Linked DNA regions of Homo sapiens: regions 2, 3 and 4 are each linked to region 1. The links are chromatin contacts, found by Hi-C or POLR2A ChIA-PET in ENCODE. All regions are on one chromosome and are shown on one strand. The core of a region is the stretch at or near the end of the contact, and the rest is flanking DNA. Distances in the headings are between cores, read along the strand shown. Region 1 has its middle 78 kb from the start of LINC02822. Region 2 has its middle 67 kb from the start of LINC02399. Region 3 has its middle 85 kb from the start of LINC02399. Region 4 has its middle 19 kb from the start of POC1B-GALNT4.

What was found. A loop is a pair of places that touch in the nucleus more often than their neighbours do. ChIA-PET counts read pairs that join two places held with the same protein, here RNA polymerase II (POLR2A). Pooled maps may share reads with other maps.
Region 2: a loop to region 1 is called in a pooled map, with 4 times the contacts of the local background. The contact joins two enhancer-like sites. A Hi-C loop is called at or near these places in 1 of 37 single-sample maps with no recorded cell type and 2 of 50 pooled maps. POLR2A ChIA-PET finds 5 or more read pairs at or near these places in 1 of 52 experiments (AG04450).
Region 3: a loop to region 1 is called in a pooled map, with 4 times the contacts of the local background. The contact joins two enhancer-like sites. A Hi-C loop is called at or near these places in 1 of 37 single-sample maps with no recorded cell type and 1 of 50 pooled maps. POLR2A ChIA-PET finds 5 or more read pairs at or near these places in 1 of 52 experiments (AG04450).
Region 4: a loop to region 1 is called in a map of naive thymus-derived CD4-positive, alpha-beta T cell, with 4 times the contacts of the local background. The contact joins two enhancer-like sites. A Hi-C loop is called at or near these places in 1 of 168 maps with a recorded cell type or tissue (naive thymus-derived CD4-positive, alpha-beta T cell), 12 of 37 single-sample maps with no recorded cell type and 10 of 50 pooled maps.

Annotation. Positions count from the first base shown.
Region 1 is chr12:90,513,909-90,516,658 of GRCh38, forward strand. No RefSeq gene overlaps it. Among named protein-coding and RNA genes, the nearest start is that of LINC02822, 78 kb to the right of the region's middle. Within about 2 kb of position 1,488, at least 2 of the 41 ENCODE cell types and tissues checked have a DNase peak (open chromatin) inside an H3K27ac peak, as active enhancers do.
Region 2 is chr12:89,879,493-89,882,504 of GRCh38, forward strand. No RefSeq gene overlaps it. Among named protein-coding and RNA genes, the nearest start is that of LINC02399, 67 kb to the right of the region's middle. RefSeq lists enhancers at 1,117-1,246, 1,327-1,396. Within about 2 kb of position 1,384, at least 9 of the 41 ENCODE cell types and tissues checked have a DNase peak (open chromatin) inside an H3K27ac peak, as active enhancers do.
Region 3 is chr12:89,861,607-89,864,306 of GRCh38, forward strand. No RefSeq gene overlaps it. Among named protein-coding and RNA genes, the nearest start is that of LINC02399, 85 kb to the right of the region's middle. Within about 2 kb of position 1,330, at least 17 of the 41 ENCODE cell types and tissues checked have a DNase peak (open chromatin) inside an H3K27ac peak, as active enhancers do.
Region 4 is chr12:89,543,659-89,546,394 of GRCh38, forward strand. No RefSeq gene overlaps it. Among named protein-coding and RNA genes, the nearest start is that of POC1B-GALNT4, 19 kb to the left of the region's middle. RefSeq lists a silencer at 1,457-1,526. Within about 2 kb of position 1,305, at least 7 of the 41 ENCODE cell types and tissues checked have a DNase peak (open chromatin) inside an H3K27ac peak, as active enhancers do.

The DNA of each region.
Region 1 (2,750 bases), core at 238-2,737:
TTAACTAGCTGCCTAGGCCACTCATAATTAGGCATTTTTTTTGAAACACCAATCTATACAAATGCTTTGTCCACTAGGAATCTACAACAAAATCACTTGAGGAGCTTTTTAAAATATACATTTATTCGATCCCCCTCGCATTTATGAATCAGAGGGAGGTATGGTCCCTCTATAGCCATTTCTTATGCTAACTCTCAATTAAGAACTATTGTTTCAGACCTAACTTTCTTATTCTTTGTATGTTACTATTTAGTTATACCTCAAGGTACTTCCATATGGAAGTTTTCTTTCTTGAGCCCATTTCTTATCATGTATCAAGCTCTCCCTGCCTTTTCTACTTCTCTCAAGGCAAAAAGAAATAGAACTCTTAGCAGTTCTTTATCTCAGGGCATAACTGATGGTAGAAAAAGGAAAGACTTTGAATTTTTGGAGCACAATCCAGCCAGCAGATAAAATATTTGCAAATAATGAAAAGCTGATTGCTTAAGTGTGAGACATTTTATAGCTCATATGCTTTCAAATGCATACAGTTGGCATGAACAGGGTGGCCGATTTTAAAAAAGAGTAACTGGATTAAGTAGATTCCCTTGTGTAAAATTCTGTCTGCTTGATCTGTTTTCCAGATGTTTCCGTGACAAATGTTTTCTTAATGTGAAGCCCAACCATAAAAAGCACCTGGCTAGTATACAGCTCTGCCAGACACAAATCATCCTTTTTTTTTTTTTTTAATACAAATACTTAAAGAGAGGAAGCCGAATTTATTTTAAACACAGCAGGGATCATCCTACTTCATCTTCATATGGAAATATGAAGTGACAAAATGTTTATTGAAACACCAATCTTAATATAAAGAGCTTCATCCATGTCTGCAAACAACACAATACTAGACTCTTTCTACAAGTCTGCAGAACAGTTTGGAAGCTATAATTGAAGCGTTTATTTTCAATTTTAATTTTTATGTACAGTCTCTGGCTAAGAACACAGGAGTAAGCGGCAATATAGTGTGGCAGTCAACAGCTGAGGTTTTTGAGCCAGACAATCTGGGTTCAAATCCTTCTCCACCACTTACCAGCTATATAGACTTGGGCAGTTCACTTAACCTTCTATTCTTTATTATCCTTATCTGTAAAATAGGAATTATAATAGTACTTACCTCAGAAGATTGTTCAAAAGATTAACAGTATTTATATAAATAAACACTTAAAATATTTTTTAGCCAATAGTAAATGCCCAATAATATTAGAGTTGATAAAGTGGATGTCTCTATTGGTTATTTTCGAGATTAAAAGAAAGAAAACTCCAGTGATTTTGAGACTGATATTTTGCTTTGTTAGGGGACTAAAATTTGGTTCACAGAGGCTTATTTGGATAAAAGCAGTAGCTAGTCATGGTAAATGATAAACTCCCATCCTCCTTAAATGTGCTACTTGATTCATAACTACTTACTCATTTCCTTAATTTACTGAGATATATTGGAGGGAAAAACAGCTACTATTTCTTATACAGTTTAGTTATGTAAGTCACCATAGAGATTAGGTGTTATAATGTCATTGGCCCAAGAAGGGAGAAAAATAAAAGGAGGAAACACATGGGGGAAACTAGAGGGTGAAAGAATAAAAGACACGAAGGAAGATCAATTAAAGAAGCAAGATAAAAATGTGCAGAGGTGTAGGTTGAGAAAGGGATATGCTATCAATTGAATATCCTTTGTGTCAGCTGTACAAGTGCCATGGATATTTCTCACAAAAATGTAATTGGAACTTTTCTTCCATTATCAGCTAGCAATTTAACAGGATATTTACTTTAAGAAGAAGGTCCCATATTTCAAATACTTTGCTCTTTTGCAACTCCAGATGAGCAAGTCATTCTAAAAGGCATTTAAGTAAACATTAATAGCTGGTGAAAGCTTTGTGGCATCTCAAAGATTTGGGCTAAAAGCTATCTTCCATCAAACAGGTCTCTTTGTTAGTTGCCATTCTTGTCAAATTAAAGGAAAGAGATGAGAAACATACATGGCTACACACTAAATTTCTCCCACCCACTTTTTCTTTTTCTTAAAGTCAACCTTTAGTTTCGTGGTGGTTATGAATTTATTGGTTTTACTTTCAATATGAAATAGACATGCATACTTCCTCTTAAAGCATTTTCTTCAAAAGAAAAAACCTTTCTGTTCAAAGTTTAAAAGCAAAAAAAGACATATAAAGATTTTTACAAGTGATTATTAATGTTTTGAAGTTAAAATATTCACATCAGCCCTTGATGAAGTTTAAACCGCAGGCAGCCTCCTAATAATATTGTGAAAGTGAGAAAGCTTATTCATATTTAGTTGGTATCAAACTCAGGGTTTCTGTAATGCATACTCCTCCTATTTTATTTTAAATTTCCTCAAGAAATATTAAAAATAGCAGATCTCAGGATAGTATCCCAAATAAGGCAAAATCCTAACTATAGCCCAAATCAAGCTGGTCCAACCCATGGCCTGTGGACCACATGTGGCCCAGGACAGTTTTGAATGTGGCCCAACCCAAATTCATAAACTTTCTTAAAACATTATGAAATTTTTTTGCAATTTTAAAAAACTCATCAGCTATTTTATGTGTGGCCCAAGACAATTATTCTTCTTCCAATGTGGCCCAGGGAAGCAAAAAGATTGGACACCCCTGCCCCAGAAGTATCCACTTTTCCATGGCACAGTCTCTGACTCTATCAAGATGCCTGGACATTCTGGAGAAAGGCATTCCAGCAGAGTT
Region 2 (3,012 bases), core at 134-2,633, 630 kb before region 1:
CAATCTGAGACTGTTTACCAGTATACAAGTTTTATAAGGGCTGGGACATGTGTGTTTTTTTCATTGCAGACACAGTACCTGGCAGATAGGGGGTATTTAATAAATACCCATTGACTGAATTAAGTGGGGTAAAAATTATCTTGTAGATAATAGAAGCATGCTTAAGGGTTCAGAAAAAACTTAGCATGCATTTTAGGTTAAAGAGAAAATTTCTAATGAAAGCAATATTACTCAAATATGGTTACATGTTCAAAATATTAGTAAAATTTGACCGATTCTCCAAATTCTAGGAGATACAGTGAATTTTTGACCAGTTTTAAGTTCTGTTACATTAATTTTGACTCAATGTTATATACTCATGCTACATGCAGTTTGGTAATAATTTATTCATATCCATGTTAAGTACTCATATTTTTCCAAACATGAACTTCTCTATTTTTTTTATTTCTTATTCTAGCAGACATAAGAAAAAAAAATGAAAGGGAATAAAAGCAGAACACAGGGTGTGTGACAATCACTTCTTTTGTTCACACTAGTGAGAGAATCTTTCTATTCCTTAAAGTTAATCAAGCAGCAAGTATTTATTAAACACCCAAAGAGTGAAGTACACAAGGCTATTGAATAGCAGTAATCTTTAGGATTATCTTGTGTCAGCGCTTATTTTCCATGTTACTCATAAACGGAGAAATGTATTTATGATGGCTTTCCAAAGAGTTGATTAAAATGCTTAACACGATTCACCTTTTATTTAAAGATAAAATAATTGAATGGGGAATTCATGAAGAGCTCTTCTCAAATTTATATTATATAAGTGATGAGTATGCTGATTTTTACTCTCAGAACGAAAATAAATAAGAAATTATTAAAGAATCCCTTCCTTTAAAAATCAGATTACTATGTAAATTTTATATCATTTGTTTATGTGGTCAGAAATTTTGGGGAAATCCTTCAAACTATTTATCTGTAGCACAAACTAGAATCTGTCTTTTGCAGATTCTTATTGTGCACTAACTTATTAAAAGATTTGGGAAAATCCACTGTAAGGAAACTTGTTTATCTTTGTTGACCACAGTTTTCAATCTTGGTTGATGATGAGGTCTCCTGTCACCCAACACCTATGAACGTATTTGGGAGTGGGATACTCTGGCTGTACTCAGAAGAGCCATGGGGGTGGAGTTCCCTAGAGTCTTGGGGACAAATCCTCACAGGATGTCCTGCTAGGAACATGACCAGCAGAGTCATGGGAGTGGGGAATCTTATTGTTGAAGATCTCTGAGATCTTAAAACGGTAGAGCCTCCAGAATGCTGTTTCAGCCTGGCAGAGCTGAAGGCATTTGACTCAAACATATGCGAGCTATTGCATAGGCTGCACTCGGAAGAGCCATGGGGGTGGAGTCCCCTAGAGTCTTGGGGACACAAGCCTCACAGGATGTGGTCAAAGAAGGTTGTTTTCAGGCCTCAAGATTTAATGTTATTTGCCTGTTGGGTGTTAGACTTACTTGGGACCTATTACCCGTTTCTTCTTTCTTACTTCTCCCTTCAGAGATGGAAATAATATCTGTTTTGTACCTGTCCTACCATTATATTTTGGAATCATAGAACTTGTTTGATTTCATAGGTTCACAGCTTGAGAACAATTTATCTCAGGATGAGTCATACCTTGAATCTCACCTATATATGATTTAGGTGATATTTAGATTAGATGTTAGACTTAGACTTAAAGTTTATGCTGGAATGAGTTAAGACTTTTGGGGCTATTAGGATAGAATGAATTTATTTTTTATGTGAGAATAACATGAATTTTGGGGGATGAGGGGCAGCATGCTATAGTTTGAGTATTTGTGTCACCTCCAAAATTCAGTTTGAAAGTTAATCTCCAATGCAACAATCTTAAGGGGTGAGGCCATTAGTAGGTGATTAGGTCATGAGGGCTCTGCCACGTGAGAACAGGGTTCAAAGTGCCATTTTGGAAGCAGAGACCAGGCCCTCACCAGACACTGAACCTGTCAGTGCCTTGATTTTAGACTTTCCAGGCTGTGGGTCCATGAAAAAAAATTATGTTCCTTATAGATTACCCAATATCAGACATTTTGTTATGGCAGCACCAACAGACTAAGAGAGAAATGAAGTCAGGAAAAACCACTGACATATTAGAACATGGCAGAGGGAAGGACCGGCAAGTTATCGTAAGCACCTTAGAATTTGCCATTTAAAGAGATGGTAGATGTCCACCATCCTGCCCTTGTGCAGTGGGGATATAGGATGCAAAGGAGGATGAACCTCAGCTCCCTACTCATTTAGACTTGCTCATCTGATAAATAGGAGACTACTTCACTTAATGGCTTTCTTCTTCTGGAATGCTGCTGGAGTCAAACAAGAGTGATCAGCACATATTTTTTGACAATTCTTTTTCCACCATGCCCTAGATGAGTATCCCACTCCCAAATATGTTCATAGGTGTTGGGTGAAAGGAGGTTCCATCATCAACCAAGACTGAAAACAGTGGTCAACAAAGATAAACAAGTTTCCTTCCAGTGGATTTTCCCAGATCTTTTAATAAGTTAGTGCACAATAAGAATTTGCAAGAGAGATAAAGTTTGAAGCATTTCCTCAAAATTTCTGACCACAGTCTCTGTATAAGTCAGGGTTCTGTCTGTTTTTAAGTAACAGAAATCCAGCTCTGACAGGCAAAGGCCATAAAGAGAGCTTAGTGGCTCATAGAACTAAGAAGCCCAGGCATGGTTGAATTCTGAGGCCTCAAATGATGTCACCAGGGCCTGTCTCCCTCAGTCTCTTGGGCTCAGCTTTCCTCTGAGTTAGTTTCATTCTCACACAATCTTTCCTTATGTGTTGATCCTTGGCAGCTCCAGGCTTACATCATTTTTAAATCTACAAATTCCACTTGGGAAAAATACCTACTAGAGAATGGAACTTTTCTGAAGTGAATCATTTTTGAATTTAGAGATATTTAAATTGATTGGCTTCCCAATTCCCTGACATTCACCCTACTCC
Region 3 (2,700 bases), core at 80-2,579, 650 kb before region 1:
CTCTGGAGACATGAGTATGTGCAACTGTGTAGGACTGTGAACATGTCACCTTACATGGCAAAGGAACTTTGCAGATGTACAGTGATTAAAGGAGTATACTTGAAGATCAGGAGAGTATCTTGGATTAATGGTGTGGGACCAATGTAATCACATGATCTCTTAAAAGGAAAGAGCATTTCTCAGTTGGGTCAGAGAGATGAGACGGAAGAAGAAGGTGGAGAGATTTGAGGGAATCAACCTGACATTGCTGGATTTGAAGATGGAGCAAGAAGTCTACTTGCCAAGCAAAGTGGTAGCAGCCTCTAGAAGCTGGGAATGAGCCTCAGTTTACAGGAAGCAAGAAGACAGGGACTTCAGGCCTACCTCTACAAAGAAGTAAGCTGCAAATAACCCAAATGAGCAGGAAATGAATTCTCCCCTAGAATCTTCAGGAAGAAATGCAGCCTACAGCCTCTTGATGAGACCCATGCTAGATTGCTGACCTAGTGAACTATAGGATACTCAATTTGTGTTATTTTATGCTACAAAGTTTGTAGCAATCTGTTCCAGCAGTAAAAGAAAATGAATACAAAAAGTTTTCATGGGCAGAAAGTTGGAATTATTGACTCAAGTAGCTGTTTGAATGACCTGTGCTCCCAGTTATAAATCACAAATAATCGAGTTGATTGTATTTTGCCATTGTTTACTGCATGTTCCTTTCTCAACAACTTTAGGTTTACTCACTTTTTAAAATGCAGCTCTAGCCACACAGTTGTTCTGCCATAGGCTGGTTGGGGTGTAGGGGGTGGGTAGTTCTTATGTCCTAGTCTGAGGCATACACAAGTTACGTTTTCTGCAAATATAGAAATATTTTCTCATTAAACACTGGTCACATCAAACATCACATTGCAATTTTTTGGGGTGTGTGTGTGTGTGTGTGTGTGTGTGTACAGATTTTGAAAGCCAACAAATTTCAAGATAAAACATTGTACACTTTTCCAGACACCTAAAAACTTCTCAGGTTTAATAGTCTGTAACAGGCTGTTTGAATTTAAATACTGGCTCCACTCTATACCTCGCTGGTTGCTTAACACTCTGTGCCTTAGTTTTCTTATCTGTAAAATGGGATGACAGGGCTACACTGAACATAAGGATTAAATGAATTTGTCTCTGTAAAGCACTTTTAACAATGGCTGGTACATTGTAAGCACCAGTGAGTGTCGGGTTGTTAATTGTTATTATTACAATGATGTCTTTGCTGCCAGTTAGGACAATTTCCAACTCAACAGTGGATTCACCTAACTTCATGTGCCCTAGCAGAGGAAACCTCAATTTGCTTGTGTGTCTGTCCCGCCAAGAAAATGCAGGTCACTTCCTCTGGCTTTCTTGCCTTAAGAGTTCCTGTTTCTGCCGAAGCAGAAGCAGGAAGAGAAAGTGACACAGTGATGTTTGCTGAGCAGAGCAGGATTCTGTCCAGTGACTTCTTTTTCCCCAATTAGGAGGCTGTGTTGGCAAGACATGGATTGTTCTTTACGCTTTCCCTATCTTTTCAGCTTTTTCCAAGAGGCCTTGGTCTCTATCCTGAGGCTTTCCTCATCAGCACATGACGGTGAGCTGAAAGATTCCTAAAGTTCTGTTGTCTCTCAAAACAAAACAGAACATTCCAACCAAATTTAAACAGATCCATTTACAATTTTATTACATATCAGCTTTCCTGTGTGGCATTTATTTGAGGAAAGGCTCTCTCAGATATGAGGGAGTTGGTTTTAGAAAATTAAATCAGACAGACTAAAATGACGATCTGATTCATGAGAGGAAAGAAGATACACTATGTGATAGAAGAGTTATTTTTGGAGAACTTATTTTCGTGACTCTGAATGCCCAGAGGAGAAAACATATGGATGGTATTGCTAATTTAGTACCATGTCTGCTTCAGGCTCTATGTGCAGTTTTCTACAGACTGGGCAGCCGACTCTTTGGTCTCCATTTTTGAATGGAGTGCTGCAAGAGATGCTGTCTGACATACGAAACAGTCAACTGAAAATAAAGTAGCAGAGTTAACGTAGGCAGTTTTCTTCACTGTGGTTACAAGATGGCAGGGCCTTCCAAATTTGCACACTGTACATTGAAGTGGAAGTGGATGCTAGCTCTAAAAGCTCTGTGTGGGCGGCGTTGAGAGTGGGTATTTTGATTTGAAAATTTTGTTAGTTGCCATAGTAATTGTCACAATTATGTGGTTTGTTCGATCTTTGTGATACTGAACACCTATTAGCAGCACCCAGAAAGCGGTGTGTTTTAGTTTTTTTTCTTGTGCATACTTACAGAGAGAAAAACAATAATGTGTGGTCAGATTTTAAGATGAAGTAAAAACAATAAAAAAGTATCACATATCTTTATGTAAAGTGTGTTTATTTTCTTAATTATTTTTTAGTCAGATTTCTCTTCAGCAGAAAAGTCATCAGGAAGTGATTTTGTTTTTCTTTTTCCAAAACAAGGAGACCCAGAAACCAAGGTTACAAAGCTTTGTAAAAAGAAGAACAGGAAGCTCTCCTTTTGTTATTAATGTGTTGTGTCAGCAATGATGCTACTTAAGTTCAGGCTGAAATTTAAGCTGAATCAAAAGAGAGTGTGTGTTTCCACTCCCTTTGCATTTGTGGTGCTCACCATGGCCACTGATTATTTAGTCCTTGATTGCTTTCCTGGGGCTGTTTTGCAGGTGAC
Region 4 (2,736 bases), core at 55-2,554, 970 kb before region 1:
GACAAGCTCTGAGCCAGGTGCAGGGTATCCGAGGGAACTAGGAGAGAGGCACTAAGTGCTGTACTAAGAACCTGAATGAGTGCATTTGAGTCCTGGGTCTGCTACATGTGTGACCTAGGAAAAGTCACTTAAATCATTTAACTGTCTCCTCATCTTTAACATATAGATGGTTAAAAAGTACACAGCACTTGGAATAATAAACGGGCAGATTGTTAATGTTGAAGGTGTGAGCTGCTGTTCTTACAACACAATGTCAGCCCTTGAAGCTCTTACAGTAGATGGAAAGATGGAGATGAGTAGGATCTAATTATTGGCCAAGTGCAAAGGAGCTAAAAAGGCCACCCACGCTGCTACTTACTTCAGCAATACCCAAGGAAACAAGGGCAAAAAAAGAGCTCTAGAGGCTCTTCTTGGTCTAGCCCTGCTTTTGAGTTTGGGGCCAAAGCTCTAATTCACTCTAATTCAGGGGTGTTAGCAAGGTTCTTGTCTGGCATTCTAGCTCTGAACAGTTGATACCAGCTTCCTGAACCATGTGTTAAGAGAGATCTCAGACTGCATGTAGAGAACGTATGCCTTGAGAGATAAGTGATGTCTGCCATTGATTGAGGGTGGAGAGGAGGAGCCAAGTGGTTCTAGAACAGTGTCCTTTTGCCTAGAATGTCCCTACAGCAGGAGCAGCTGGGCAAGACTCAGAAGTCCTGATTATAATCACAGATTAAGGTGACCAACTATCCCAGTTTGCCTAGGACTGTTCCAGTTTTAGAACTGAAATTCCTGCAACCCAGAAAACCTCTCAATCTTGGGCACATCCCAATCAGCTTTGCAGGCTTTCTCTATCTGACAATACCAAAAAAAAACAACAACTATGAGCTCTGACTAGAAGAGATTACTCTTTTTGTCTTGGCCAATTTCAGCCTGTGAAAATGCATCTTATTCTGGCCTGTATGTGCCAGCCATATGCCCTCAAATGTTCCCCCACTTCACAATAGCTGACCTCCATACCTCTCTCCTTTCTCAGCTATTTTTCCTGCTGTATCCACTGACGCCTTAGTAGGAAACAGATGGCACCATCAAAGGGTTTAGCTGAAGAGAATTTCATACAGGGATTATTTACAGAGGCGTGGGCAGGGTTAATGGAACCAACAAGAGCTGGGGAGACAGTCAGGGATTAGCTCTTACCACAGGAGGTCTGCAGGGACAAAGGGAGGGGATGCTGTTACCAGCCTGGTAAGAGCTGAAACTGTGCAGGAGAGGTCACTGGGCCTGGGAGCTGGAGCCTCTGTCTCATCTGCGGTGTGGCAGAGAGGAAAGAGGAGGAGGGCATAAAAATCCCTGGCCCGGCTCTCCTCCTGCCCTCTGGCCTCTTGCCAGTAGTTTCTTGCCAGAGTGCAAGGAAAAGCAAATGAAACAACAGGTCTAGTAGAGGGCAGCCTCCCAGGCCGCAGAGCGTGACAGGAAAAGGCAGAGAACAGATCTAAGAATAACCATCCCAGGCCACCCTATTGTCACTCAGCTTCCATTCTAACACTTTACTTAGCCAAAGAAACTCAGGTCCTCAACACAGGGAAAACATAGTCTCATCAGCTACTGTATCACTGAGTGATGATGTATTTCAGTCATATTACTTCCTGGACCCTAAACTGTAACTTTAGTCACCACCAGGATGCAAGGCAGCAAAGAAAGGTAAAAAAATAAATAACTATCATACTACAGCTCCACATCTAAGCATTTCTAATCTAATAATCCTGACTTCCTCCTCCCAGCACTCGTTCCATAATTCTTTACCCTCACCTAGCATCTTGACAGTTAAGGTGTCTTACTTGATGGGGTGAGCCAAACCTTCCTTGCCACAGGATCCGGGTGGTTCCATCTTTGTTGAGTTGCTGCCGTTTCTCATTGGCCATTACTACTGGACATGGGAGTGCAATGAATCCCATGGGCTCTAGATACAGTGTTGTTTCCATGTGATAGCAAAAATCCCAATTTCTCCTTGATAATCAAAATTAATCATACCAGTCCATACAAACAGCCAATGCTCTGCCTTTGATCAGTGTTGTGAACAACCTGAAATGTTGAAGGGGCATTCTCAGTGTTTCCTAGTAGAAATATATCTCCCCCTTGGGCACAAGAACCTCACGCCCATTAGATGCAATGTTTTAGGGACAAGAAGACAGTATTATTGAAGTGGGTTATTACTCATCCTGAGTTCCCAGAGCCATGTATTCAACACCATGTATCAACCACTGATCTGACCACTTATAGGACAGCACCCCAACTTCACAAGATGTTGTCTCCCAGCAGGCTCCATAAATGAGCCTTCGATAGGACATTTCATCATTCCATCAATCTAGCTGCTTCCAGGTAAGAACAATGAATTCTACGATGTGAGCGTAATACCACAGCTGTTTCACTGTAAATGAGTTCCTTGATCAGTGACAATGCTGTGTGTGACACCATGGGGATGAATAAGGCAGCCTATCAACCACATATGGTAGTGCTGGCGGAAGCAACATGCACAGGAAAGGGAAGTTACTCTCCAGTATATGTAATTATTCCCATGAAGACAAATTCCTGCCCCTTCCATAATGTAGTGGTCTGATATTATCAACCTGGGTGGCTGATACTTCCAAGAAATAGTGCCAAATAAGGGTTCAGTGTTGCCTTCCGTTTTAGAAATCTGGGCACTCAGCAGTGACAGTGGCAGATCAGCTGTGATGTGAGGAAGTCCATGTTTAT